Regions from separate parts of the Homo sapiens genome. Here region 1 is linked to region 2. Evidence: read pairs that join two places in POLR2A ChIA-PET (ENCODE). Cell type or tissue: IMR-90. All regions are shown on one strand. Links, peaks and the distances in the headings refer to the core of each region. The heading gives the core; the rest is flanking DNA.

Evidence for each region. Peaks named below come from ENCODE experiments on the same cell type or tissue, not always from the same donor. Only the 100,000 strongest peaks of a DNase experiment are listed, where the experiment ranks them.
Region 1: POLR2A ChIA-PET joins it to region 2 with 7 read pairs; 2 of 35 experiments call an interaction of 5 or more read pairs at or near these places.

What each region holds. Positions count from the first base shown.
Region 1 is chr2:120,225,798-120,239,843 of GRCh38, reverse strand. LOC105373583 (a long non-coding RNA gene) reads left to right here. Exons shown (of 3, transcript XR_923259.3): 2 at 1,480-1,552; 3 at 2,093-4,648. Among named protein-coding and RNA genes, the nearest start is that of TMEM185B, 9.4 kb to the right of the region's middle. RefSeq lists enhancers at 742-1,941, 7,105-7,454, 7,695-7,904, 8,637-8,686. In IMR-90, for the core only: no CTCF peak of the experiment used is centred there; no DNase peak of the experiment used is centred there; H3K4me3 peaks cover 545 bases.
Region 2 is chr2:120,922,419-120,938,336 of GRCh38, reverse strand. GLI2 (GLI family zinc finger 2) reads right to left here. Exons shown (of 14, transcript NM_001374353.1): 3 at 10,871-10,976. Among named protein-coding and RNA genes, the nearest start is that of GLI2, 190 kb to the right of the region's middle. RefSeq lists an enhancer at 2,681-3,880. In IMR-90, for the core only: no CTCF peak of the experiment used is centred there; a DNase peak (open chromatin) is centred at 8,316; H3K27ac peaks cover 488 bases.

The sequences.
Region 1 (14,046 bases), core at 7,117-11,116, 700 kb after region 2:
ACTGCCAAGCTCAGTGGTAAGAAAAATGAGCAATTTCCAGACAGAGGCCAGCACATTTCAGAGGCATGGAGTGGAGGCCACGCCCCTCCTGACGGCCCCATCCCCCGCGAACAGTCGTAGGTCACCTGGGCCCACACTCCTAGTCGCGCTTACCTCTCGGAATGCACGGAGGAGGACAGAGTGAGACTCTGGCAGAGGGCTTGCTGAGGGGAGGGCTGAGAGAGTCATCTCCCCCAACCCTTGTCGCTCTGCCCCTGCCCCACATCCTGGGCAATTATACTACTGTGGTGGGGTAGAGGCATCCAAGGCGGAGGCAGGTACTGTGCACCTGCGATACACCTGAGACTTGGAGACAGTGACCCTGGCGTTCAATAAGCATTCATTTAACGGTTCCCCAGGCATGGTGCTGGGGATCAGGGCACAACAGGGACCAACACAGACCCTCACGGGGCGCCAGGAGGAGCGGGGGCATCCAGAGGAACACGTGGAGCACGTGGCTGCCTTTGCCACACTCCTCCTCCCTGCCCTCCTCCCCAGCCCGGCATGGCTGGTGTTCAAAGCCCCTGTGTGCTCTGCTCACTTGAAACCGACTCAGCTGAGGGGCTGTGCAAATGGCGGAGACTGAACAGAGGAGCGAAGTCCCTGAGGGAGAAACCACCCCAGAAAAGACAAGCCAGGTGTCAGGGTGGGGAGCTTGGTTACCACAGTGGGTGCAAGGAGATGGGGACTGAGCAGGGCCGTGGATGCTGGCGGCCCTCAGCCATCATCCTCCCTGCCCAGGCAAGTTGAATGGCAGCCCCAAACAGCAAACTCTCATTTTCCACCTTTTATTCCAGGAAGGGCACTGTGAGGCTGCAGCGGGGAGCGGGGAGCGGGCAGGGGACCTTGGACCAGGACCTCTGACTAAGCCTGAGTCAGGGCTGCCTTCCACTGGTCCCCACCCACCCTTGCAGGCCACTGAGCCGCCTCTCCTGGCTCAGCCTCTCCCACTTGTTGCCTCCGCCCTCAACTCCTTCAGTGACTTCCTCACCTCTTCATAAAGTCCAGGCTCTCGTCTTCTCTCCGGCTGCCCCCGACAGTGCCCCGCACCCAGCCCCTCCCACCACCTGTCTCCCATCTTCCCAGCCTGTCCTCCTCCTGCCCCACTGCCTCACCGTACTCCTGCTCCTCGGGTGCTCCTGATGGCCTCTAACTGTCCTTCAAACCCAGCCCAGTAGCAGGTCTTCTCAAAGGCTTCCTGCCATCCCTTCCCTTCCCTGGGTAGGTATGGAACCCCTCACCCAGGCCTCCTCCACCCCAGCCCTGCTCCCTCCTGAGAAGCCAGGGGTGCACCTCACATCTGTATTTTTGTGCCTGGCGTAAAGCAGGAAAGGAATGAGGATTTCACTGAGAACCTACTGCGTGCTGGCCACTGTTATGAAGGTCATCACAGGGAATGTTCACAACAAACCATGACATGGTATTGTCTCATTTTTACAGGTAAGGAAACTGAAGCCTCAGGCGAAGAGATGATTTCAAAGAACTTCAGAGCTAAGAGTCTTCTTCGACTAAAGTAGGCCCCCATGTTTCCTGGGAGAGGTGGAGCTTGAGGCTTGAGTGGGCTTAAAAAACAATGAGGATTCTGACAAACACAAAAGAGGGAGAGAAAGAGAGAGAATTAGAGCATTCCAGGCAGCAGGGGACTGAGATAAAGGAAGGCCAGGAGGCAGGAAAGACTAGGAAGTGACTGGCAAGACTAGGCGGTTTAGTAGAGAATCCAAGGTATATGCTTACACAAATTACTGGGCAAGGTGACTCACACCTGTAATCCCAGCACTTTGGGAGGCCAAGGTGGGAGGACTGCTTGAGCCCAGGAGTTTGCGACCAGTTTGGAAAACATGAGGAGACCCCATCTCTATTTAAAAAAAGGAAAGGAAAGGAGAGGAGAGGGGAGGGGAAGGGAGGGGAGGGGAGGGGAGGGGCAGCAGAAAGCCTGGAATGGCAGGAGGAACACCAAGCCTGCCACAGACATGGGGCGTTTCTGAGAAGGCTAGGCAGTGTTCCAGTGGGGGAAAGCCCTTGTGGACGACTTCCCTGTCAAAACCCTTCCCAGGAACTTGAAGGGCCAGTTCCAGAGACCCTGTGACCTCAGGCTCCAGAGATGGCTCCGTAAGGCAAACTCACCATGACCACTGGTCAATGACTCACTTCTCCTCCCAGGCGCCCTCCCAGGGATGAGCGCTCCTTCACTCTGCCTCCCTCAGCCCTTGCTCCGGTCTCTCTGCAGCTGGGGTCAGTGTTCCCAGTGAAGTCAGCGTGTGGAGCACACATGCCTCGTACCCACATTCATGCCCATGTGTGCGTGTGCACACGCATGTGGGGCCTGTGTGTCTCTTTCTCTGAGACCCACTCAAGATCTGCATGCACCTCGGGCCCCCTCCCAGAGTGCTGCAGCCAGATGCACCTGGAGCCCCACCCGTCAGCCCAGGGAGACATGCCCCTGCTGAATTCAGAGAATGATCCAGAAGGATTCAGGAAATGAGGACCATTCATGAACCCAGCGACTGATGAAGAGCACCTTCCTCACATCCGCTGCCAAACTCACCCGAAAAGAAGAGACAGAGGAAGACCCCAGAGGATTGCAATTTGAGGACACCTCCAACTCATGCTCACTGCACTTGGTCCAAAATGATCAGAGGGGAGATTTGGCTCATGCTCTGGCCTCACTGGCTCCCATCACCATTGCCTCTGCCCCTCCAGCCTCTGCCAGGCGCCTGGCTCTGACCCTTGCTGACACTTCAGGCCCCTCACCCTTAGAACTGACTGCCAAAGGGCTAGTTGCTTAGTCTTCAAGTAAAGGGGGTCTGGAGGACTATGGAGGAGGCATAGTGCCTAGAGAGCCCCTCGCCTCAAGACACCCCCACTGCACTTGGGAGGAAAGGCAGGGCTGGGGGATGGAGGCACTGTGGGGGCCTTTCCTATTTGGCAGCAGCTGCAGCCATGCGCACCATAGCCACAGCACGCAGCACACATCTTCTGTCTCACAGTGATTGAAGATTTTGCCAAACCACCGGTCAGACAGATTTCCCCCCAAGCCCCACATTAATTGATTTTTGGATTCTGCAACCCAAGCTCAAGCTCAAGCTCCGAGCTCACTGCTGAGCTCAGACTCCTGGGTGTCCCACAACGGCTTCGATGTGGAGGCCATGACGCTGAAGCCAAAGTTGTCAGACACCTGGGCTGCACTTGCCTGTGCAACGAGCCTGGGAAAGCAGCTCTGGGGATTGCACCCACAGTGCCAGGGCTCGGGAGCCTCTGAGCTCAGGGAGGCCTTCAGGGACAGGCGCTCGGCCAGCTGCCTGGGTAGGCTACTAATGAGCAGATGTGTTCCAGGCTGTCTGCCCAAGGGGCAGCTGCACCTGGGCTGGAGAGCTGAGACTCTCTGGGGTTCTGCAGCCTCTGTCCTCCTCAGCCTGGCCCGACAGCCCCTCGTTCTGATACAGGAGGGCACAGCTGCCTGACGCCCCTCCTTCCCCATCTCTGCCTCTCTAATCTTCCTTGAGGAAGATTCCATCAGAGGTTTTACTTACATATTCCTACACCATGCCTGGAACATAGTAGGTACTCAATAAATCCAACTTTTCCTGAGTTAGTGGTGAGGAAAAGCTGGACTCAGGATCAGGCTGCCTGTGAAGCCTGGCCTGTAGCCTGCCAGCTCTCCCAGCCTCAGGGTCCTCACACCCACACGTGTGTGCAGTAACAGAGCACTTCTTGCCTGCAACAGTGCCTGGTTCCCAGTGTATGCCACTGGGATCCGTATTATTATTAAGTGATCCGTATTATTATTTTATCTTAAGAGAGGAATCCAGCTGTGTCCAAATGAGGGGTTGGGACAAAATAAAAGCTAGAATCCAGTCTTGCAGGTGGGGACATGGCACCTGGGTCTCCACACTGACCCGTGCTGCCCACCCTCTCACATGCTATCTAGAGACGGCACTCCTTGTGGAATGCTGCAGGAGGTGCTCCACTGGCACGAAGTGGGTGGGCTCTTAGCACAGACCCAAACAGTAAGTGACTTTTCACACTCCCATCGCATCTCCAAAGCTACATGCAAAACACTGATCTTCACAGGGGTTAGAACACAACTTCCAGAAGGCCTCTTTCTTTTTTTTTTTTTTCTCCCTTTTTTTTTTTTATTATTATACTTTAAGTTCTGAGATACATGTGCAGAACATGCAGGTTTGTTACATAGGTATACAAGAGCCATGGTGGTTTGCTGCACCCATCAACCCGTCATCTACATTACGTATTTCTCCTAATGCTATCCCTCCCCTAACCCCCAACCCCCTGGCAGGCCCCAGTGTGTGATGTTCCCCTCCCTGTGTTCATGTGCTCTCACTGTTCAACTCCCACTTATGAGGGAGAACAAGCAGTGTTTGGTTTTCTGTTCCTGTGTTAGTTTGCTGAGAATGATGGTTTCCAGCTTCATCCATGTCCCTGCAAAGGACATGAAGTCATCCTTTTTGATGGCTGTATAGTATTCCATGGTGTATATGTGCCATGTTTTCTTTATCCAGTCTATCATTGATGGGCATTTGGGTTGGTTCCAAGTCTTTGTTATTGTGAACAGTGCTGCAATAAACATACGTGTGCATGCGTCTTTATAGTAGAATAATTGATAATCCTTTTGTTATATACCCAGTAATGGCATTGTTGGGTCAAATGGTATTTCTTGTTCTAGATCCTTGAGGAATCGCCACACTGTCTTTCACAATGGTTGAACTGGTTTACACTCCCACCAACAGTGTAAAAGCATGCCTATTTTTCCACATCCTCTCCAGCATCTGTTGTTGCCTGACTTTTTAATGATCACCATTCTAACTAGCATGAGATGGTATCTCATTATGGTTTTGATTTGCATTTCTCTAATGACCATTTCTCTAATGATGAGCTTTTTTTCATATGTTTGTTGGCTGCAAAAATGTCTTCTTTTGAGAAGTGTCCATTCATATCTTTTGCCCATTTTTTGAGTGGGGTTGCTTTTTTCTTATAAACTTGTTAAAGTTCCTTATAGATTCTGGATATTAGCCCTTTGTCAGATGGATAGATTGCAAAAATTTTCTCCCATTCTGTAGGTTGTCTGTTCACTCTGATGATAGTTTCTTTTGCTGTGCAGAAGCTCTTTAGTTTAATTAGATCCCATTTGTCAATTTTGGCTTTTGTGGCCATTGCTTTTGGTGTTTTAGTCATGAAGTCTTTGCCCATGCCTATGTCCTGAATGGTATTGCCTAGGGCCTCTTTTTAATCCAAGAAAGAAAGGGGGCAGATAAGATGGCGAAGCATTGCCAGGGTTAACGGGGAGTCTGCAGACCAATGGGTAAAGATCAAAGAGAGCCTGACTGCTGTAACAGCACCCCTCTCTAAACAGGAGGGCACCCCACCCCGGGCATCAGCAATCCTGCACACGGCCATTCCCAGAGCAGCCTGCCTCCACCGCAGCACAGAGATGGGTCAGAATGAACGTCCACCCATGTCAGTGCTCTATCAAATGTCTGCTTAGAAGTTCTTTTTAGGCCAGGCGCGGTGGCTCACGCCTGTAATCCCAGCACTTTGGGAGGCCGAGGTGGGCGGATCATGAGGTCAGGAGATCGAGACCATCCTGGCTAACACAGTGAAACCCCGTCTCTACTAAAAATACAAAAACAAAATTAGCCGGGCGTGGTGGCATGCACCTGTAGTCCCAGCTACTCGGGAGGCTGAGGCAGGAGAATGGCGTGAACCCAGGAGGTGGAGCGTGCAGTGAGCTGAGACTGCACCACTGCACTCCAGCCTGGGCGACAGAGCGAGACTCCAACTCAAAAAAAAAAAAAGGTCCTTTTTAAATAATTATTTTCTAAATATTCTGGTCTGTTCAAGCTGCCATAACAAAGTATCACACACTGGTAGCTTAAACAGCAAACATTTATTCATCAACAGTTCTGGAGGCTGGAAGTCCTCTTAAGATAAAATAATAATACGGATCAGTCAACTGGCATACACTGGGAACCAGGCACTGTTGCAGGCAAGAAGTGCTCTGTTACTACACACACATCTGGGTGTGAGGACCCTGAAGCTGGGACAGCTGGCAAGCTACAGGCCAGACTTCACAGGCAGCCTGATCCTGAGTCCAGCTTTTCCTCACCACTAACTCAGGAAAAGTTGGATTTATTGAGTACCTACTATGTTCCAGGCATGGTGTAGGAATATGTAACTAAAACCTCTGATGGAATCTTCCTCAAGGAAGATTAGAGAGGCAGAGATGGGGAAGGAGGGGCAGCAGGCAGCTGTGCCCTCCTCTAACAGGACGAGGTGCCTAGGCCAGGCACTTGACCCTTCTGAGCCTCAGTCTCCCCCGTAATGGGAGCAAATCTCTCCCCCAGTCCCCACGCGGACATCATGCTAAACAGATGGTAGCGCTTCTCACTATCTTCATTGCCATTGTTATTCTATTTAACACTGAATACAATTTTTTGAAGCCCCTTTCAGACCAAAAAGAGAAAACTGGGCCCTCTGTTTACTACTAAATGTGTTCCTGTTTTTTTGTTAATTAAAAGAAAAAACAACGTCCAACACCTCCATCCCGACCATATTGTTCCTGAAGTTTCCTTTTGCTGATGTATCTGTTGTTGTGGCATCAATAGTCGTAAACCACTTCCACTCTTACTGAGGTGTTTTGTTTTGTTTTGTTTAGATGGCGTTTCGCTCGTTGCTCATGCTGGAGTACAATGGCACAATTTTGGCTCACTACAACCTCTGCCTCCCAGGTTCAAGTGATTCTCCAGCCTCAGCCTCCTGAGTAGCTGGCATTACAGGCATGCACCACCATGCTCAACTAATTTTTGTATTTTTAGTAGAGACGGGGTTTCACCATGTTGGCCAGGCTGGTCTCGAACTCCTGACCTCAGGTGATCCACCCACCTTGGCCTCCCAAAGTGCTGGGATTATAGGCATGAGCCACTGTGCCAGGCTCTTACTGAGCTTTTTAAAGCACCCACTCAGAAACCATCAGGGAGAACCTCTTTCTTCAACCCCCCTGCTCTGTAAGAGCACTCAGAGCTCAAGAGATGACCTGTCTTCACGGGGGAAATCTAGTAACGCTGGATATGCAATAGGAATTCACTATATGAACAGCAATTCACCACACCAAATACCCCCCAGATAAAGCTGGGAAAGTTATGGCTGTTTGGGGTAATCTGGAAAGAACCTCAGTGACAGTAAATAATTTTTGTTTGTACCAGAGAAAAATCTAAAACCAGCAGGAACTCCGAGGAGTTTCATTTTCTTTCTTAGGTGGAAAGCAGCCACATGAGAAGGGTTGGCTTGTCAAGGTTTCAAGCCTGTCACGGATCTCCAGCCTCGGAGGCATATTTTCAGTTTCGATTCAGCTGATAGGTGGGGAGAAAGCACCCCAGTTCTTGGAAGTTAGCCGTTTCTCCTCCTCGCAGACAACCTCCAGAGCAGGGCAGCAGGCAGCTGCTAGAGATTTATTTCTCCACTTAGTCGTCTCCGCTTGCGGCTTCCTCCCATGAGTGAGGACCAAGAGAAGCCCCCTGTCTCTGATGAAAGTGGGGGATGAACACTGAACCAAACCCACACTGCTCAGCACATTTGATGCGGCCAGAAACAGACTGCAAAGGCTGAGAAAGCTTTTCAGGGGCCGTCTGGCTGTGTGGGTGCGAAGACCTGGCTGTACTTGGAATCACCTGGGAAGACTTACAAAAATGGTTTCCGAGCCTCACCCGCAAGGATTCTGACTTGGTGAGTCTGAATCACCAAGATTCTCGGGGTGAGGCCCCAGAATCTGCCTGTATGTAGCCAGCAATGCTGCATTTGGACCTGCATCTGGGGACCTCTGGGCCACCCTGGCCCCCTTAATTTATAAAGCAGAACCAGCCCCAGGGTGGAGAATGAATGAGGTGCCTGTCACCTGGTTACACAATTTAAGGTGTCCTTAGTTATGCCCAGCTGACTCGAGCACAGATCTTCCTGGGCACTCTCTTCTACACCAGCACAGGGTGGGGCGTGGGAGGGGAGTACGTGCCCATGCGGGCATCTACTGAATGTGCCAGGCCTGTATCTCTATTATCTCACCTCTATCCTGTGAAGTAGATATTATTATCCCCATTGTACAGATGAGAAAACCTAGACTCAGAGAGGCTGAGCCATTTGGTCAAGGACACACAGCTGCTGAAATGACAAGGCCAAGTTTGAACCCAGGTGGTCCCTTCTTTGGCCCATGCTTAACTACACCAGGGCACCCTCTTGATAGTGGTCTCCTTGGGGTTCTGTTGCAGCTCAGAGCACAAGCTTCTCCCTGATCGCTGCCCTATAGCTTATTTCCAATGTTTTTTTTTTTTTTTTTCTGGTTTTTAGTTGACTTTTCATCATATTCAGCCCAGTGACCTCTGGTCCTCTCTTGGGCTCTTTCAGCGTTATTCGGTGTTTTGTGTTTGTGCACCTTAACTGCGTGGAAAAGTGCTCGGTCCTTGGGAACAAGGGCCACAGGGCATTGCTTCCTTCCCCAGGGCCTGGCACCTACCGGGCACTAGCAGGCAGTCTGGCCATAGTAGCTGAGTGATGAGTGAACTGCTTGGAGGCTGTGCATGTTGCCCAGACTCTTTTAGGTCTATCTCCCCTAAAGGCATCTGTGAAAACACATAAAGCAACACCCTGAGGCAGCAACGGCTCCAGTCTGGGAGTCTGAGGAGCAGAAAGAAGCTGAGGTGGCCATAGGAGCCCCATGGGCAGTGAGGTGAGGCCAGGGAGATGGGCCACGGCCGGTCAGCCAGGGCCTTGAAGGGCACGGTAAAGCGTATGGATTTTGTCCTGAGAAACGAGAAGTCAGCTTTGACAGGGGAGGGCCATGCTCCTGTGGCCCGAGTCATCAGGCCGTGCTGCCTGCTATACTGCTGGATGCCCCTTTAAGTCAGGAGCCCCACACTGTTCATGGGGTAACTCCAGGGCCTGGCTCTCAGTGGCGTGCAGAGGCATTTATTTTATTTTACTTTTTTGCTGCTTTGCACCTGGCAATGGAAGAATGAAAGGCAACCCAGAGTGAAATTAGGATTACAATTTTACAAACGTCTGTTTCTGACGCAGGAAGCACATCATTTGTCCACATCACACTCTCTTGGAATTTATGACAAAGCCAGGTGAGAGCCGGGCTGGGAATGACCTTTGTCCAAGAAAAAAATGTTTTGCTGAGTAAATTAAGAGTGCAAATAAGACTGGGGAAAAAACTTAAATTGTACATGAAAACTTTTGAAAATATTTTAGTAATGTCAACTTAAGTACAATTGATACCTGGATTGCCTAATTCCATAATTCAGGAAGCTTCCCACTCACCTCCACAAAATATTAGTTTGAATTAATTATATTTAATTATATGTGAATGCCTCAAATTAAATGATCCCAATGCTCACTGTGTTGTTCATAACATTTGAAGGCTGTGATCTGACGCGGAAAACCCTGACTTCTGCATTTGCACACTCACAAACATGTCAACACTAGCCCTGTTTTTAGTTGACTTTTAATATTATACAGCCCTATACTTGAGTCTACCTTTGATTTCAGCCTCTTTAATTCTTCAACCCTGTGGAGTTTTCTAAATAAGCTCTGCCAGCTGCTATCAATACAAGCAGACTCACACCACAACTCGGGGTGGCACTGACTCCATTTCCTCAAAGATAACACAGAAAACAGAATAAAAGGCTGGGCACAGTGGCTCACGCCTGGAATCCCAGCACTTTGGGAGGCCAAGGCTGACAGATGACCTGAGGTCAGGAGTTTGAGACCAACCTGGCTAAGATGGTGAAACCCCATCTCTACTAAAAATACAAAAATTAGCTAGGCATAGTGGTGCACCTGTACCACCCAGCTACTCAGGAGGCTGAGGCAGGAGAATTGCTTGAACTCAGGAAGTGGAGATTGCAGTGAGCCGAGATCAGTCCACTGCACTCCAGCCTGGGTGACAGAGTGACTCCATCTAAAAAAAAAAAAAAAAAAAAAAAGGAAAAAAAAAGACACACTAGGCTTTATGTGTCAAGGGTCTTTAGAATGAAGTTGTCCCCCCTTATCCATAGGGGATATGTTCCAAGACCCCCAGTAGATGCCCAAAGCCGCAGATAGTACCAAACCCCTATACACACTATGTATTTCCCTGTGCATACACACCTACGATAGAGTTTAATTTGTAAATTAGGCACAGTACTCTTGTGCTTTGGAGCCATTATTAAGTCAAACACGGGTGACCTGAACAGAGGGACAGTGATCTGGCGGCAGCTGATGTGATCGCCCAGGGAGCACGCCCGGTGTGAAGATGCTGGACAAAGAGAGGGGTCACGTCCCAGGCTAGATGGAGCAAGATTTTGTCACGCTACTCAGAACAGAGTGTCATTTAAAATTTAGGAGTTATTTCTGGAATTTTCCATTTAATATTTTCAAACCTCGGTGTACTGCAGGTAAATGAAAACTTGGAAAGATAAACCTCAGATAAGGGGGGACTACTGTATTCATTCCTTCACCATGGCATGTCTGTGTCTGAGAATCTACCCTTAAAAACAATCTGGATGCAAAGAAGCCGTAAGATAGAGCGCAGTCCCTTCATTTCATAAAAGAATGAAACTAACTCAAATACACAATGCAATGGGTGAGTAAAGTATTGCACTACCCTTAATGTAATATTGTGGGGCCACTGAAAACATGCTCACATGTTTATGGAAATCTGAGAAGTGTTTCTATCTATGGCATTTCATCACATTTAAGACACTGTTGATTAGAGAACACACCACCATTTCACGTACCTTTAAGGAAGAAAAAAATACCCAGAATGGTTATTTAATAAGGGACGTCTAAGTAAAGCTGGGATCCTAAAGGGCTATTTCTTTGGTGGGAGGAGAATGATAAACAGCCTCGTCAGGCAGAAAGAGCCAGTGTCCCAGCCATGGACCCGGATGCAGGGAGGGAACAAAACTGCCCCTGAGGACGTGCACAAGCCAGTACTCATGCTGGTTTGAGTCTGAATTTGCACAAACATATGGTCTGGAAACACCTCAAGCAAATGCTGTAACTGAATTTAAGTTTAAGGTTATGTCAAGTTGGCAGTGCCCCCAGGTGACTGGCAGAAACAAATACAACCACCTCTAGAAAGAACTGAATGTTAACACCAGCTGACAGTGCCTGTAAAACATCAGCCACTGTACAGTGCAAGATCCAGAGACGTTAAAATGTGAAGTGAGTTTTAGAATTAACCATAAGTAAAAAAGCAGAATCAAATGGGTATGTGGAGGATGACATCTCTTTGCCGAGTAGACCGACTGGAAGGAAAAACACAGTAAAATGTTCACAGTGATCTTCTGTAGGTGCTAAGACTACAGCATTTTCTTTCTTTAAACGAGTCTGCGTTTTCCAGCTTTTTCTAAAGTGACCATATAAAAAAAGGAGAAATAAGGAGACGCAAGTGAGAGAATGACTTTGGGTGGGGTAGTCAAGGAGGTGACCCTGAAGGAGGTGACACCTGAACTGAGAAGGGACCAGCACAGGAGAAGCCACCTGAAGAGTTCATTGCTACATGTGTATCCAGGACAAGGACCTGGGGCACAGGGAAGATGCTTGATATGTATTTGTTAAATGAATACACGGGTTAAGGAAGGAAAAAGCTGCTAAAACAGGAGCCTAAGTCTCAAGGGGTCCCAGCCAGAGTCTGGCTCTTCAGGGAGCCATTCTCACTGGACTGAGCTGATAAACAGGGCAGGGACGCCCACCTGGCCAACAGCAGGGCCCTGTGGAAAGTATGCAGCTGCAGAGTTAGCAGAGAACCATGGTTGTGGGTCTTGGGCCTGTTTCCCCATCTGTCAAATGAGGTTAGTGCTTTGCCACCTCTGTCTCTGAAGTCAGCTCCAGATGATATCGTGCTTTGAAATATTAAGCCACGTGCGAGCGTGAGGGGCTGTCACGCTCCAGGAGGTCCTCATGCGAGCCCAGCAGCACCTCCCTGTAACACTGGGAACTGTCAGCACCTCCCTGTAACACTGGGACCTGTGAGCTTCAGACAAGCTGCTTTGTCTCAGGAAGGTTCCCGTGCTCGCTGCTCAGCCCACAGGAGATGTCACATCAGCTCCTGTCTTCCTGCCCGCATGCACTTTCCAGATTCACTTACCATGTACGAGCCTGTGCTGGAAACTGCTAACAGAGATAAGAGATGGGTCCCTGTCCTTGAGAAAGTCACAGGGAGTCCAGAGAGTCAGATGAGCAAACAGGATGATACCCTGTGGGACCCGAGGGAGGGGACACACAATCTGCTGCTGAGAGGCAGTTAACAGCCACCACTGGGGGGAAATAATGGAGGCATTGTAGGTTTCCTACATTGTTTCCTTTTGCTGTCACAGTTTTGGGAGGTTATCTCCATTTCACAGATCGGGGCTGGAAACTAAGTCATCTGTCAAGTTCACAGAGTCTGGACTCGCACCTGGGCTGGGGTGACTCAAGTCCATGCCCACGGGCATACTACTGCACTGGTATGTGTGTGCTGGCAGTGGGGGGGGGCAGGGAGATGGGAGGAGGCTATTGTAGAGGTGACAGCGTGCTCTTCATTTAGAGACTGGGGCCAAGGGGTAATGGTGGGCAATGAGGCTGGCACAAGGGCCAGGTGGGCTGTGGATTCCTTGTGAAGAAGTTGATATGAGCAAATCCACAAATCCGGCCAAAAGGGAAATTTTCCCTGGGCTTTCTGCGCAGGTCATCCCCCTGTCCCAAGCCAGCCCCTCAGAGGACATTCAGCAAAGGCATCCCATGTCCTGCAGCCAGAGGGCTACAGGGAAAACTTAACTCCCACCAGCTTCCAGCTGCTCTGACTGGGACCATGCCCAGGTGTCACTGTCACCCTGGTCTGCTGTGGAGGGTGCCAGGCAAGAGTTCGCTCTCCCTGGAAACCCAGCTCAGCTCTTGCTAAGCAGTGGCTGTTGTGGGGCAGGAAGAGCCGAGCTGGGCCTGACCGCTGGTACGGAGCAGAATTCTAAGGAATTTGCAGATGGAATTGGGGTTACTAACAGGCTGACCTTAAAATAGAGAGGTGATCCTGGGTTAGCTGAGTAACCCAAAGTAATCACAGAAGCCCTCAAAACAAGGAAGGCAGAAGAGAGACTCCAGACATAAGGACTTAACCCACCACGGGTGGCTTTGAAGGAGGCCACAAGTCAGGAAATACAAGGGGCTGAGAATGAACCCCGAGGCCCATGGCTGGCAAGGCAACAGGAACCTCAGTCCCACAACTCGATGGAACTGCATCCTGCCAACACAGAACTCGAATGCAGGTTCACTGCCGGAGTGCCCACACCGAGATCTTGGCCTTGTGACTCAAGCGGAGCACTGGCTGGGCATATGATGCTGACTTCTGACTCTCAGTTCATGGCGGACAGTAACTGACTGCTGCTTTAAACTGATACACCTGTGGCAATTGGTTACCGAGGAAGAAAGATCACCTGGGCTGGAGAGTGGAGGGAACAGGGCCTAGGATGCTGGTGATGAAAGGACACAGGTCCCACTATCGGTGCCACGCTGGCCACAGGAGCATCTCCTCTGGGACAGGAGCATCGCAGTCATGAGTAGTGTTAAATGCATTCCTTCACTCATTCAGCCAACGTCTCTCAAACATTTGCTACGATATAAGTGCTAGCTGGGTGTCTGGAGCTCAAATCTCATGAAAGGACAGAAGGCCAAACAGACAACACCCAGGGAAATGAGTCCCAGGATAGGAACAAGGTCCCCGCCTGCCCCTACCCCACCTCTGGCACCCAGATGCTGTGGGAGGTGAGAGAAGGGTCACTGGTCCACCAGGGGTCGAGGTTTCTCAGGGCTTGAAGCCCTGTCGTGGGTCTTGGTGCCCAGGAAGGAGACAGAGGCCATGTCGGGGTGGGCCACACTCAGGGGGAAGCAGCAGACTGGCTGGGCTGGTACATGGACCATAAGGGACCTGGCCACCAGGTGTGCCGGGATCAGCTCAGGAGAGCCTTACAGTTCAGACAGGAAAGT
Region 2 (15,918 bases), core at 5,851-9,850:
AAGGGGATTATCAGGGAGACGTTTTTCCTAGCAAAGTGAAGACATTGGTGGAGCAGGGTAGGGAGGGGAGGAGTGAGGTGTGGGGCCTGTTGGAAGCCTTGGGTTTACTCCTTCTGTGCAGTGGAACCAGGAATGTGTCTGGGTCCGGGGAGGAGGCCCTGGGGGAGTCGGTCCTGCTTAGGCCCTCTCCAGGTGAACTGCACCACTGACCTCCGAGTACAGGGGGACTTTGTCTGTAATAGAAGCTGCCATGGGCTGAGCACTGCTGAACCAAATCTTCCAGAAAGTCAAGGGTTTAAAGCCATGGGCGGGAATAAGGAAATAGGAGATAAGATGTGCAGTCTTGGGAGTGGGGTTTGTGGGGAGCGGCCTTCGTTAGTGGGAGAGATTTCATTATATTTCACTGGAGGCCTGGGTTTTAGTGATGAGAAAGGGCCTGGGTGGCCGGCGGGCTGGATAGAAACTCCTCCACAGTGAGATTCTTAAACTCTGGCCCAGCCTGCCAAAGTGGTGTGTGGAATTTCCTTTCCTGGATGCCTGTCAAAACTAGCTGGAGAATCCTGAGCAGCTCACATATATCTCTTCTTCGAGGTGGGTGTGCTGCTGATTTTTACCAAGCCTTCATGAGTATGTGCTTTGAAAAGATTCCCCTCCTTAGTGGCACTGGTGTCTGCCTGGAAGTGGAGGCCCCTCATTGGAACAGGGCAACCTGAAGAAGGTGGTAGGGCCCCCAGTGGGTGGGGTTGGGGAAAGGCTGGGACGTGGGGGGAGGCCTTCATGCGTCCCCGCTGATAAGCGCTTTCTGTTCCTGTATTCCTGGTGCTCTGGGCTTCCCATACCCCCTCTTCCAGCATACCACCCTGTCATTGGCCAATTTCTGCCCTCTCCCCAACCAGATCATGGGGTCTATGTGGGCAGCAAGACTGTGCCTCCTGGAGGTAGAAGGGGCATGTAGTTTGAGAAATTAGTGGGTGCAATGCACACTATTCAGGTGATAGATACTCTAAAAGTCCTGACTTCACTGCTACAAAATCTATGCATGTCACAAAATTGGACTTGCACCCCATAAATTTATACAAATAAAAATTCTATTAAAAAAGACTGTGCCTCCTTGGGCCCGTATCCCCAGTGCCTGGCATGAGGCTGGCACACATGGTCCCTGGGTGAGTGTCCTCAGAGGAACGAGCATTAAGAACATTCCCCACTGAGTTAAGCAACTCTGAACTCTTGCTACTTTGTTTGGGCAGCACAGGCCAAGTGTACATTTCAGAGGTGCAGTCCTTGGAAGGAGGGGATGGAGGGATGGGGCTCCTGACATGTCCAGCGTACTTTTTGACGGGCACCAGACATACCATCAGTGCTGGCTGCAGTGACAGAGGCTTGAGGGCAGCAGCAATTTCTGACCTTTTTAAGCAGTGCCTCAGGGGCAGGGCACTGCTCACATTTTCCCTCAGCAACACCTTGACTCGGGCTGGCAGGAGTGGCCTCAAGTGACAGCACTTGGGATACAATAAATCCAGCAACAATGAGTTTGGCTGAATAAATGAATGCATCTGGCAGTGGCGTCAGCTTCCACCGAGTGGACAGTCTGAACATGTGCAGTCTAAGAGGACTCCCCACCTCAAAGGCCAATCCACCCCACCAATGCCTGAAACTTTACTGTTAGTGATTAATTCCTTTGGGTTGATTACTGTTCTGTTTCCATGTCTGCAGACAGAAACAACACACTGCAGCCCTGAGAACCATGGCGAGACTCTCTTTCCTCTCTGAGGACAATCACGGCATAGGGAAGAGCTCTGGCTTGGTGAGATCTCACAAGCTGGGCAATCTTGGGAAGTTCTTAAATTCTGGGAACGCCCAGTTCTCGCCTCTATGAATTGAGGAGAAAATCCCCCACCTTACAGGGTGTTGGGAGGACTGAATAGGACACCACTGGCCCAGCACCCTGCAGGGTGTCTGCAGTGAAACTTGGCTTTCCTTCTAATGTTAGCAGGGCAGTGATGAGAGCAGGGGTCTCTCCGCCACTCGGTATGTCCCAGGTGTGCTTCTACATGCTTTACAGACACCCATCTAGTCCTCACAACAGTTTCACATGGGGAGCCACTATGTCCCCATTTTAGAGATGGGGCCACTGAGGCTTGTGGGGCTAAGCAAGCCCAAGGATGTGAAGAGTATAAGCAGCATAGGCAAGATGTGAGCCCCGGCCTCAACCCTGTTCTGTCTACATACTGGGGGTGTGGAGGGGAAATGTCCGACAGTGGGGACCCCGAGGGACAGGAGAGGAACCGAATAGTTCATCCCGATCCTGCCGCAGCCCCTCCCCCACTGCACGCCCACCTCGGCCTGCACATCAAGATTTGCTCCACTCCCTGGCCCCTCCTGCTCTCGGCTGACCACCACGGCTCTCTCCAAAACCCAGAGCCAGCAGCTCCTCTTGTGCGAGGGCTTTGGCGTTCAGTAAAGATCAAAGACCAGCCCGTCTTATCACACACGCTCCTCGTTAAACTTTTACAGGCCAGATTCCATTATAAATGAGCTGTCTGTCCCACGCAGCCCAGCGAGTGCATTCTTGGCTTTGGAATCTGAAGCTCTCAGAGCTGGGGAAGATTTTAGCAAGGGGTGGGGGGTCAAAATGCCCAGTAAGTAATCTATGCTGCTTACTAGGAGTGTGTCACTGGAAAGGCAGTCAGCCTCCCCATGCCTCGGTTTCCCCAATTATCAAGTGGGAGTGATTATTGGGGAGTGATAATCCCACCTTGCAGGGAGGGTGACATGACATAAGCCGGCGGCTGGGCACAGACTCCTGCTACTGCTCCTCTGCTGGTCTGACCCAAGTATCCCACAGCCCAGAGATGGGGAGGGGCCTGCCTGATGGGGTCTCAGGGCCGTTTACATCACAGTGAGCCAAGGCTCCACATCTAGTCGGTCTACCCTCAGACAGCCGTGGAAGGATGTGCTGCCCGACACATCGCCTGGACCCAGGGTTTCTGGGCTCCCTGTCTACCTGCTGTCCAGTTGCTCTGAAGAAGTGGTCAGCAACAGCCGGTTTTAAGGAAGAGCTCCCTGGAGATGGAGAGGCAGTGTGGACCCACGTGGAAAGGAAGGACAAGTTGCCTGGTGGGTGACGCTGGGCCCACCCAGCATCTCATCCCAGGGGGCAGGTGGACATGCCTTTCGGAAGTCTCCTCCTTCCTCTAGGCTCTGAAAAGAAACGAGCATGTTTGCAGAGGGAGGAGAAGGTTCTTCCCAAAAAACAAACAAAGCCAATCCTCTATGAATCGTGAACCTCGGGTGCTGTGCCAAGAATCAAGAAGAAAATATCTTTCTGCTCAACCCACCCGTCTCAGTGAATGACTGAGGACAGAGTCATAAAGGCCCGGGATGACACTGGTGAGTCACAGGCTGAGCAGGCTGCTGTGTTCATTAATCTCATGGTGAACGGTGCAGTCTTTATGGGACACTGACCTTGGAAAAAGCAATCTTCAAATCCCCCCAGACTGGAAAGTTCATGAGTTCGGCCCAGTGGCAGCAAAGAAACTACTCTCTTAAGTGAAGGCACACCGACACCCGGCTAAACATCCCCATTAACATGCAGTCTCGGGGACCAAGTGGGGCTTCAGACACTCTTAATGCTGTCTCCGGAGGCCCTGGGTAATATGCATTTTGCGTGACCAAGCATGCAGATGAAAGGGAGGTGAGGCCCCCATGCCCACCAGCTGGCGTTCACTCTATTGCCCTAACATACCTGGGCCTGGGTTGATAGCTACAACCCTGAGCCATCTGTGCCAGCAAGAGCCCCCTCGTCACTCCTCCAGGAAGGGTGGCCTTGGGCCGTGACTGCCAATGCAATGCAAACCAACTACAGCTCAGGATCAAGAGATCTGCAGGAAGCCATCAGCAGTGGTCAGGTCGGGGGTGGAGTCGTGGATGTCAGAGGTCAGATGGTGCCAGGCAGGAGGAGAAAGGAAGGCTGAGATACTGCAGCTGTTCCCACCCCATACACTCACTGCCTTTTGCAAGCTGAGAATATGAATAGGTTTAGGTCATATGAATAGGTTTAGGAGGGACTTGTCTGTGAATGGGTTATCACGAGGAACCAGGGGATTTTTAACAACCCGTGTTTTGGCGGCGAGGCGCTGTCAGTGATGAGTCCAGAAAGCCAACAAGCAGCTCTGGGGCTGCTTTCCCGGACGTCAAGCAAGCAGCGGCGCCTGCAGTGGTCCCCAAACTCTGGCCTATGGGCGCCTGTAAATAAGCAGATTTCCGGGCTTCACCCTAGTCTGAAAATCAACAAGAACTCCTGGGGCCAGGGCCTGAGAATGGGCATCTTTAAGACCCACCCTGTGTGTTCAGATCTGCAGCCAGGTTTGGGAACCTCTGCATGGGGCAGTTTCTGTACGCCCTTCTGGGCAGGAAGCAGCTGAAATTGGTCTTCTCTGAAGCCCCAGGGCAGGGCAGGGCAGGGCAGGGCAGGGCAGGGCAGGGCAGGGCAGGGCTGGAAAGGTCCTCAAAAGCAACATAGGGAGCTGAAGGTCCACCCCAGCCCCCCGAACCAGGAGCATGGACTTCTACATTCCTCTCCAGGACACAAGTTAACGCTGGCCCAGGGCAGGCCGGACTCATGCTTGTGTGACCACATACACTGAGGAAATGGGGAGCACCAACTTAGGGACCCTTCCTCGCCACACCTCAGCCTTGCTCCCCATGACACCCTGGCAAGCCTATTTCTGGGAGGCAGGGGGCCCAGAGGGCATCCAAAGAGCTTCTCTTTCCTGTTAGCGTCACAAGGTTGGAGAGACTGCTGGGGGTGTGTGGCCCTATTCACAGCCGGCCTTCTCTTCTCGCCCTTGTACAGACTCTTGGAGACTTAGGGATGTCCCCATGGGGGCTTCAAGAGAACCTTGCTTGACCAGCAATCACACACCCCTGCCCCATTTGTCTCCCCATCACTTGTGGTTTGCACAGCCCAAAGACACTGCAGCAGGAGTCCACGGGTGGGTGGTGACTTTCCTCCCCTGGAACCACGTGAGCATCAGTAAGCCATGCAAGCCTGCTGTGCATTTGAACCTTAAGTGACCGGGAAGGGTGCTCTGCAGAGGAGTGGGCTTGGGTGTCTATGAGGAGGCCATCGAGCTGGGCTGGGCTGCAAGGCTGTCCTCACACCAACCTCCATGCCCTGCCTTCCCCACGTGCAGCTGCCTGTTTACAGCCGGGTGGTCAGCCCTGGTCCTGCTCCCCTCTCCCCAGGGCCACTGTGGCAGCTCTGGCAGGTCCTCTCACCACAGTTCCCGCCCTTCTCCTGTCTACTCCCTAACTACTGCTGTAGCTGCCTGAAAATAAATCTGACCACTCCCCGCTGCTCCTGGTTGCCAAAAGGAGGAAGTCCAAATTCCTCAACTGGGGGAAAGAAAGACCCCCACCACACCGCACCACAGCACTCCTTCAGCCCCATCCCCCACCTTCTGTGCCACAGTCCCCAGACAGTCAACTCTCCCAAGGACATGCTGTGGCCGGCCTCTGCCACCCAGTCTCCCAGCCTGCCGTGGCCCCCTTCTCAAATCAGCAAGTGAGGATAACAACAATGATCACGATTGTTGCTCATATCCATTGAATGTTTCCAAAGTGTTCTAGACGCTTTACTCACATTACCCTGTCTCCTTCTCAAAATAACTCAGTTGGCTGGGTTATGTGGGTTGTCTCAGCAGATCTGGCCCTTCTATAGATGAGAAAGCTGAGGTGAGTTAATTCATGTTAATCACAGCTAGGGAGGGTTCGGCAATGGGTCCCAGTGCGGGTAGCCTGGCAGGCTGAGAACTGACAATGGCAGGCTCTTGGGTGATGACCAAGGTACTCCGGAGGGGCAGAGGGCAGGGCAGAATGAGAGAGTGCAGGGAACACCTCTCTGGAGCCTGCACACACTGGGTGCGCCCTCCCTGGAGCTATCAGGATCCTGAGAGGGAACGGGGAGGGGGTCTGGGTGCTTGAGCAGTGGAAAGCAGGAGGTGCAAGGGCTGAGGGGCGGGCACACCCACGAAATGGTCACCAGCTCAGGGCAGCAGGCTCAGGCTCAGGCTCAGCTGACACAGAAATGAGATGACACCGTACCTCATTTGCTGTGCAAACATCTGTGTAATTAGACACATTTGGTGCTGGCAGGGAGAAGCGAGCTACAACATGGGCTTGATGGATCGGGATTCTCCACCGGGCTCCAACCACATTCATCATGGAAGCCAGAGCCACGGGGCCATTTTCCTCACAAGCTTTGCCCTGGTTCTCACCTGGGACACTGGGGGCGGAAGAGGTGAGGGCATGGGCTTTCCAGAGCCCAGGGCCAGCCCCGAGGCTCTTGCTGTGTCCCCCACTCAGTCTGGCGGGAACCAACTGTCTTGAGGATAGTGTGGAGCCGCTGGAAGCCCACCCCAGCAGGACCGCGTAGGGACGGGGGGCTCTGGGAGCACCATGCTGCTGCCCATCACTGGGGCTTAACCAGACTAGCCCCTCCTTGGCTGGGGAGGAGATCTGCACCCCAGAGCCTGGTCTCCTTGCCCTCACGGAAGTAACTACCTTGCAGGGATGTCACACAGAAGTCACTGTGCCTCTCTGAGCCTCAATGTCTGCATCTGCAAGATGAAGCTTAACCCCCATCTCACAGAGCAATCAGGAAGATTCACCAGTACAATATACCAGGGCCCAGGGCCGTGCCTGGCCTGCTGCAGACCCATGCAAATTATAAATATGATTTACTGTATTCTACAGGCTGATGCCAGACTCCACACTGGGGCTCAGTGATCCCAAATAACCTGAATAACAGCCCCCAAGAACATCCACACCCTAATCCCTGGCATTTGTTAAGTGTTTCCTTCTACAGCAAACGGGACTTAAGAGACATGACTACTTTAAAGATCTTGAAATGGGAGCCACAAGTGGATTATCCCAGTAGGCCCGAAAGGCAATAGCAGGTGTCCTTAGAAGAGAGAAGCAGGGGAGAAAACTCCCACAGACTAGGAAGAGGGCAAGGTGAGGACAGAGCAAGGGGGAAAAGGTGATGTGTGTGAGGACGGGGCTGTAAGCCAAGGAATGCAGGCAACCTCCAGAACCTAGAAATGTCAAAGAGTCTCTCCTGGAGCCTCCAGAAGGAACCAGCCCTGCCAACTCCTTGATTTTAAGTACCATAAGACTTATTTCAGACTTCTGACCTCCGGAATGATATGAGGATAAGTTTACATTGTTTTAAGCCATGAAGTTTGTGGTAATTAGTTACAGCAGCCTTAGGAATCTCTTCAGGAATCCAACCAGTGAAGGAGCTGTGTAGGCCATGAGGGACAAGGCCATTTCTGTGGGCCTCTGGCTGGGCCACTCCTCCCTGCTGCATGCCAGCATCCACGGCCCCCTTCTCCAAGTGCTCTGCGCACACCCCACCCTCACTGGCAAGGGAAGGAAGCAGGCCCTACCCAGAGCTGGAGCATGGCAAAGCCTGGTGAAGACCCAGGCCCCTTCCCAGCCCAGGGCTCCCACCTACACAGGGAAGGACGGCACTGAGGGCCTCCCTTCTCAGTGGGGGCTCTGCCTGTAGCCAGGGCTGTCAAGCTGGAGCCTGCAACTGCATTACCTGCAAGGCGTGGCACACATAGACACAGACCCCTTCCGTGGAGTCTCTGACTCAATGGGGCTGGGCTGTGGCCTGAGGATCTGCAGTACCCACAACAGACTCCCAGGGGACACTGCTGCTGCTTGGCCAGGGGTTCTGGGAGCGACTGGACTCGGGGCAGTGCCCTAACGAAGGGCCGAGGTGCTGTCAAGAAGGGCTCGGCTGGACTCGTCAGAGGGACCCATGGTCCATACTTACGCTCCCACAAGAAAGGCCAGCATGCAGCGGAGGGCCTGAGCTCAGGGGGCTGGAACTTGATTTCTAACTTGCAAAGTGGGTGAGCCATAGGGTTAGTCATCTACCCACTCTGTGCTGCTTCAGTTCCTTCATTTGTAAAATGGAAAAACACAAAATGACTCTTTTTTGGGTTGTTGAGAAGATTAAACGGCATGAACACATAAAAGCATTTACAGCAGGGCCGGTTCACAAGGTCAGTTATGATGAGGAAGGCAGTCATCGCTGTTGGGGTCTTCCTACACTTCTGGTGGTGCCTCTACACACTTCAGGTGTATAGGGAGAGGTGAACCAGGACATTCACCTGCAGGCAGAAGCACTCCAGCATGGACTGTCTCTGCACAAAGCTCTCAGCATTGCCCAGGTCTCCTGACCAACATCCCGTGCAGGGAGCACTTTGAGGCAGGCCTGCTATGCCCAGGATCCGTGTCATGGAACCAGCCAAACATGACTCATGAGCAAGAAATCAGCAACAGCAACCCCCTCCCAAATAGGGACTGAGCTCCCTGGATGCTCCTAGGAGTCTCAGACACCACTGACTGGGCAATTTTTGGGTGGCCCAACTAGTTCCAAACACATGCACCTTCCAGAGGTTTCTCCAGCTGTGGTCTCAGCCACCTGCAGGTGGAGGGGCCCTGGAGGTGAGCAGAGGGTGGAAATGACTCCAACACCCACCAGGCAGACATAAGGCTGCGGCAGCGGATCCTAGTCAAGTGAGAACCAGGTATGCACACCGAAATAAAACAAAAAGTTCCCAACATGTCAACGGGACACAGAGGACAACTGGAAGGGACCCCAACGGCCAAATCTGGGACAACTGGAAGAACACAATAAATATTGGTAGTAATAGAGTATAACCCATAGAATCACACAAAAAACCATGCATCCATGTGCATAACAATAGACAACCAAATATACAAAGAAATGTGGGAGGCGGGACAGCTTTTCCTTACAGGAGAATTCCAACCACTAAATGTGGACAAAATGATAGAAACAGAAAATCGCCATTTGGCAAACACTAGTAACGACTGTTTCTGGCAAGAAGCATCGATGGATGTATAAGTTAACGGATGAAAATATGATAAGAAACAGGATATTTCCATATCCTCTAAGTATTACCCCACAAAATACTTATTAATTACGAACGGGACAACTTTAAAGCGGAGAAGCCAGCAGACAGGCCCATAACCAAATGATCAACATTTCCAGCAGTGAGAAGCGTGAAGATCATAGGCCTCCTGACAGGATGCCTGCAAAGGACAAACATCACTTTTATAGTATTATTCCCCAAAACGCATGATCCGAATGTCATCATGAAACAGCATCAATCAGGCAAACCCAAACCCAGAGACATCTTATATAGTAACTGGCCAGTACTCTTTAAAACTGCCAAGGTCATGAAAGACAAAAGAGACTAAGGAACCGTCCCAGACAGGAGATGACGAAGGAGTCTCGGCAACCAAGTGCCACGTGGGATCCAGGATTGGGTCTTGAACCAGGAAAAAAAGACACTAGTGGGCAACTGAGCAAATCTGGATAAGCTCTGTGGGTGAGTGAAGAGCATTCTGTCAGTCTTGGGTTATGTAAGATGCCCACATTTGAGGAGCTGCGTGAAGCATATACAAGAAAGCCTTTATGGTTTTTGGAACTGTTTTTGTATGACCTTAATTATTTCAGAGTAAAATATTTAAAAGTAAAACAGTTTTTAAAAAGAAAGTAGAAGTCCCAGGTTTGCTCCGTCTTGGGGAGGCAATGGGTGTCCGGAAACAGGACTCTGCTGAGGCACAATGCTGTGAGCACAGTGAGGGCCCAGCAAGTGTTGACTGACTTCACTGGGATGGGAGATGGTAGAGGAAGGAGGATGTGCCTTCATAGGTGGCGGCAGGCGGGGAGAGGCTCTCCACTCAGCGAGCACTGGTTGTACACCTATTCATGTCAGCATTGAGACACAGAGGTGAGAGGAGAGCTCAGAGCTGGCTGGGAGGCAGGTGCAAAAACAGATGATGATGCTGTGGATTGAGGGCAGCAGCCCCCGCTCAGTGTGAAGGATCACACTGCCCCTGAGGAGGTGACTCCTCGGTTGAGGCTTGGAGGTGGCCTGTTGGGGGGAGATTCCAGGCACACTGGGCAGGCAGCTGGCCCCAGGCACAGAGACATGGGACAGAACCACAGACAGCACCTTGGCATGAACAGGTGAGGGGGCTGGAGGGTGTGGGCATGAAGATGCTGGGTCGAGAGGGGTCTTGGGGCTGGCTGACCTTTGTAAGAGCTCTCCTGGAGGCAGGTGCGGGGAGCAGTGGAGAGTTTGGGGGTAGGGAGAAGGAGGGGCCTTCTTTCCTGGAAGGAGGACGGATGGGATAGCCAGAGACCAAGACTTTTGAGCCCTAAAGGCCAAGAAATGACACCAGCCAATGGGCTTAGAGGCCCCAGGTGGGTATGACAGGGACAGGGTTAGGCAGGTGGAGACCACAGGGTGACCCCACACCTTCTACCTGGGGACTTCAAAGCTGGGAATAGGAAGGGCCCCAAAGCATCACTTTGAGCTTGTCCTTTTAAGTATGGTGACTATACAATTTACTATTCAAAGGGGGACACTTGAAGAAGTGAAAAAGGGTGCTCTGAATTATTATGCTGGAACAACAGATACCTAAGATCACCTTACTTATATGGGATCTTAGACCTAGAGAGGATTCCCACTTCATGGATGAAGAAAGAGCTCCAAACCATGTATAGATACACCAAGGAAGCCCAGAGCCTTATAAGTGGTGATGTGGGCTCGGGGGTGGTTGGTGTTTATACACTGCCCACGCACATGCTCACACAGGGTCCCAGGCCATGATAGCAAAGGTGATCGCCCGCTCAGGACAATGTAGATCAGGAACCCCCAAAAGAAAGACAGAGGCAGGAGATGTGGCTGAGGCTGCCGGCCCAGCCTCCCCATGGCAGGTGACTGCACGCCAGGAGCAGCAGGCAGAGGGCAGGACTTACCCGTGCACACCGTGGACAGAATGAGGCTCGTAATGGTACCTTCCTTCCTGGTGTCGCATGTCAATCGGTAGGGGCGCATGGAATGGTGGCAAGAGATGCTGCGGCACTGCAGAGGGGGAGAGAGAAACAAGACTTCAAAAACTTTCCCCCTCCCTCAAAAAGCTACTTTCAAAGGGCTTTAAAGCTCAATGAATTTCATAGCAAGAGCAGCCAGGACAAGGGGCTCCGCAGTGCCCGCGCGATCACACACCCACGAAGGGGGATGAATAAATAATCAAAGTCTGCCCGAGAATTCTACATCTTTCACATAAAAGATCCCCAACTGCGCTCTTGACAAAGACAAGCAGCTAAGCACTCTTTGAACTCGGGGAGATTACAGGCAGGGCCACAAAACTGGGCTCAGCCCGCAAATCAGGGCTGACAGAGCGACAGGCTCCAACTCCGCCGGCTTCTGCCCATGCCGGCCCTGGCTGCGTGTGGCTCCAGCAGCACCAGGTTACGGCATCCGGATGCTGCAGTGCACGCAGGCTGGAGGTGTTGACCTAGAGCCATTTGTGATGGCACGGCCCACAGACGGTGCCGCCAGCCTCAGGAAGGCCAAATCCCACCCAACTGCTGTCCCGTTTTGCTGGCAGTATAAAGTGGACATCTATGTGGATCTGTTAGTTCTCCAGCTCTTAATATTAATTCTTGACCCCTAAACGCTGTCGGGTGCCCCCAGGATCGAAAACGCCAGCACGTGCGTGTCAGTTTCCAGAGCTGAGTCAGCCTCCTGTCTGAACTTGGCCTGCCCTCGACAAATCATCATGATAATTGTAGGATGCTCTTTGTTTATTAAAAGAAAAAATTCCTGGGTACCCTGGAGGCAAACATAATTATAGGCTTTAGGAAAAGAAGGCTTTTAACAAAGTAGTTATACTGGGAAAAGGGCTAAGAAGTGGGGATTTCTTAGTCAACTCTCCCTCAGTCTGAAGGCCACAGGCCAGTGGGAAGCAGGGTTAAGTTTGGATTTCTGAATATTTTAAAGAAATGTGGATGGGTTTGTGATAGGTATGTACAGGTCAGCTGACTGCTAGGCTAAGAAATGCAGACAAATTTTTAGGAGAGATGGGGTTTCATCATGTTGGCCAGGTTGCTCTCGAACTCCTGACCTCCATCTGCCTCGGCCTCCCAAAGTGCTGGGATTACAGGCAAAGAGCGAAACTTCACCTCAAAAAACCAAAAAAGAAACAGACAAACAAAAAAATATAGAAAAATAATGCTACTAACTGTTTCTGTGCAAACAGATTCTGGTACAATACCATAAATACTATGAATTCTTTTTTTTTTTCTTGCAGTAAAGACATCTGAAATTTACCATTTAAATCTTTTTTTTTTTTTTTTTTTTTTTTTTTGAGACGGAGTCTCGCTCTGTCACCCAGGCTGGAGTGCAGTGGAGCGATCTCGGCTCACTGCAAGCTCCGCCTCCTGGGTTCACACCATTCTCCTGCCTCAGCCTCCCGAGTAGCTGGGACCACAGGTGCCCGACACCACGCCCGGCTAATTTTTTTGTATTTTTAGTAGAGACGAGGTTTCACCGTGTTAGCCAGGATGGTCTCAATCTCCTGACCTTGTGATCCGCCCGCCTCGGCCTCCCAAAGTGCTGGGATTACAGGCGTGAGCCACCACGCCCGGCCCATTTAAACCATTTTTTTACATGCACAGTTGAGTGGCATTAAGCCCCTTTGCATTGTTGTGTAATCATCACCACCATCCATCTCCACAACTGAAACTCTGCACCCACGAAACACTAACTCCCATTACTCTCCCCCAGCCCCTGCACATTCACCATTCTACCTCCTGCCTCTATGAATTTCCCATGCTAGCTATTCCATGCAGGAAAGATCAGACAGTATTTGTCCTTTTGAGACTGGCTTATTTCACTTCGCATAATGTCCTCAAGGTTCATCCATGTTACAGCCTGTGCCAGAATCTCCTTCCTTTTTAAGGCTGAATAACAATCTATTGTATTGGATAGACCACATTTTTTTTGTCCACTCATCTGTCAATGGATGCTTGGGTTGAACACAATGGATTCTTAATGGGAAGAAATTTTTCTCCTGAAATTTTAACTTTAATTTTTACATGTTCAACTCCATCTTCATAATTTCACAATACTGGCACTTTCCATGGGGACCAGGAAAAACAAAAAGCAAATCTTCTCACCCTGATTCAATCAGTTTCCCCAACTCAGACTCAAAGAGGAGTTGGTTGCAGGCACGTGGTCCAAGCCTCTGGGCCAGCTCTCACTTCCAGAGCCACCAAGTGCTGGAAGGACAACCTTTTCTCTGAGGCCCTGGCCCTGCACAGGTGAGCCGGGCATGTGGCTGTGACTAAGGTGGCTGTGACGGGACCACCAGGTGCTCCGGAGGCTGGGAACCCTGAGGGTCAGAGCTCACTCACCTGCTGCATGACTTTTGTAAGTTTCTTTGCCTCTCTGAGTCTCCATTTGTTCATCTGAAAATGGATAACAGTAACTACCTACATGGCTGTGGTGAAGACGTAAAAAGCCCACACACAGGAGGCGCTTCGCCCGGAGACTGTGCAGATAGGACACACTCAACAAGTGTCACTGCTGAGGAGGACAAGTAGCACTCATGTTTGGAGCCTCCAAAGTCCATCATCAAACTATGAATTTACTAATGTGGGGCACAGGAAAACTGGCTCATACTGGTTGCAAACCCTAGGGAGGGTGGGGGGCCAAGCACTGCTTGCTCACAGACCAAGAGACCACTGGATCCCCAGGGAGTCAGCAGGGAAACAGTGTTCGCTTTCCCAAATGTGTAGAAAAGGGCCTTAAAAACATGGCAGGGCAGACCAGATTTCAGTATTTTGCCAACAAAATAAAAATGGTTGTGTGTGTATGTGTGTGTGTGTGTGTGTGTATTTCTAAATGTTTCCTTGCACATCCAGAAGCCCCCTGATGCAACTAGTGTTACTATGCCCATTAAAGAGATGAGGAAACGGAAGCCAAGAATGATTCATGGCCTTGCCCAAAGTCACAGGACTAAAAAACGACAGTGCCAAGAGGAGAATCGAAGGCTCTGAATGGCTTTTCCCTCCACCCAGCCTAAATGACACTCGGAGGCAGCTCCCAAGTGCCAGGGTGATCCCAGACCCCCATCGACCCACCACGTCCCCACCTTGCTATGTACTTTAGTTAACAAATGCACACACAGTCCACAGCTCTGCTTTCAGCACTTGGCAAATACCAGCTCCTGGGTCTTCCCAGCGACCCCAGGAAGCTGCATTCAGTCCAGGATTCCTTGGTCTTCACACAGGCCATCCCCCAGCACCCTGGTGTGCCTACCATTCATGGTCTTGCTCCTCCAGAGGCTGAGGGGGGGTCTCCTAATGCCATCAGAGCCCAGACCACCCCACCCTACCCCCAGCTATGAGCTGACATGCTCTGCTCAGGATTCAGGATTCAGGCAACTTCACCCAGGTCTATAAAGTCTATGGAACATTGTGAGCTTCAGTGGTTTGCCAGGCAAACATGAAGTACAGGTACCACTGAGGCTGCCTCTCTGCCCCACAAGACTAAGCCATGGTGTGTGTGTGTGTGTATGTACGTGTGTGTGAGGTGTGTTTGCATATGTGTGTGGTATGTGTCTACATGTAGCGTGTGTGGGGTATGTATATGTGTGTGCTGCACGTGCATGTGTGAGTATGTGCAGTGCGTGTATGTGTGTAGTGTGTCGTGTGTGTCTCTGTTGTAGTACGTGTGTGTCTTTATATGTATGTGTATCGCTATATGCGCATGTGTGTTGTATGTGTATGTGCGTTGCTGTGTATGTGCATGTGGTGTGTGTGTTGCTGTATGTGGATATGCTGTGTGTTGTATATGTATGTGTTGCTGTGTATGTGTGTGCTGTATGCGTGTGTTGCTGTGTGCATATGCATGGATGTTATATGTGCATGTGTGTTACTGCGTATACGTGCATATGTATGCTGTATGTGTGTGTTGTTGTATGTGCATGTTGCTGTGTGTATATACATGTGTGTTGCTGTGTATATGTACATGCATGTTGTATGCATGTGTTGCTGTGTGTATATGCATATGCTGTGTGGTATGTGTCTGCTGCCGTGTTTATGTGCATGTGTGTGTTGTATGTGTACATATGCATTGCTGTGTATGTGTGTGTTGTACATGTATGTTGCTGTGTATGTGTGTGCTGTTGTGTGTGTGTGTTGCTGTGTATATGTGTACGTGTGTGCTGTATGTGTATAAGTGTTGCTGTGTGTATGTGGAGGTGGTGTGTGTATGTTGCTGTGTATGTGTATGTGTGCCATATGTGTGTGTTGCTGTGTGTATGTGCATATGGTGTGTATGTTGCTGTGTATATGTGTGTGTGTGTGCCATATGTGTGTATTGCTGTGTGTACGTACATGTGGTGTGTGTTGGAGGAGGGGCCTGAGGCTTCCAGAAAGAGGCCTGGGGAGGGTTCCCACAGAGTCCTGCTATAGTGGGGCCTGCCGTCTGTTGTCTGGCAGCTCCTGGGGTGGAGGCTGTGGAGGTCACAGGAGAAGCACTTTCTCTTTCTCCAGGTAGGCAGGGCTGCAGGTGGCACCTCTTACCAGCTCTGCTGCTCTCCAGGAGCCTGGGTCACCTGTGGAATGTGCAGGCTGCACCCGTGCACTCCTCTCTCACCCCCTGGAATCCCCAGGAGGAGCCTGGGAACACGTGTTAGTGGGTCCTCCTGTCCTGGCGGTGATGTGTGAGGTTGGCCAGGGCAGAGTGGCAATGTGCCCACTAGGGTTGCTGTTGTGGGGGCTCATCTCCAGCAAGGTCTGCTGCCTCATGGGGCTTTGCTGACAGCACCTTTAGTTTTACCATTAACCTTGTTCTTATTCCCATTTTTCAGGAAAGAACATCAAGGCTCAGGGTGGTGGGACTCTACTTCCATAAGAGCAATGATCCATTGGGTGGTAAGTGACTGGTGGTCTCATAGTCTTTTCCCCACACAGCTCAGCCCAGCACCCAGCATGCAGCAGGCCTTCAGTGAGTA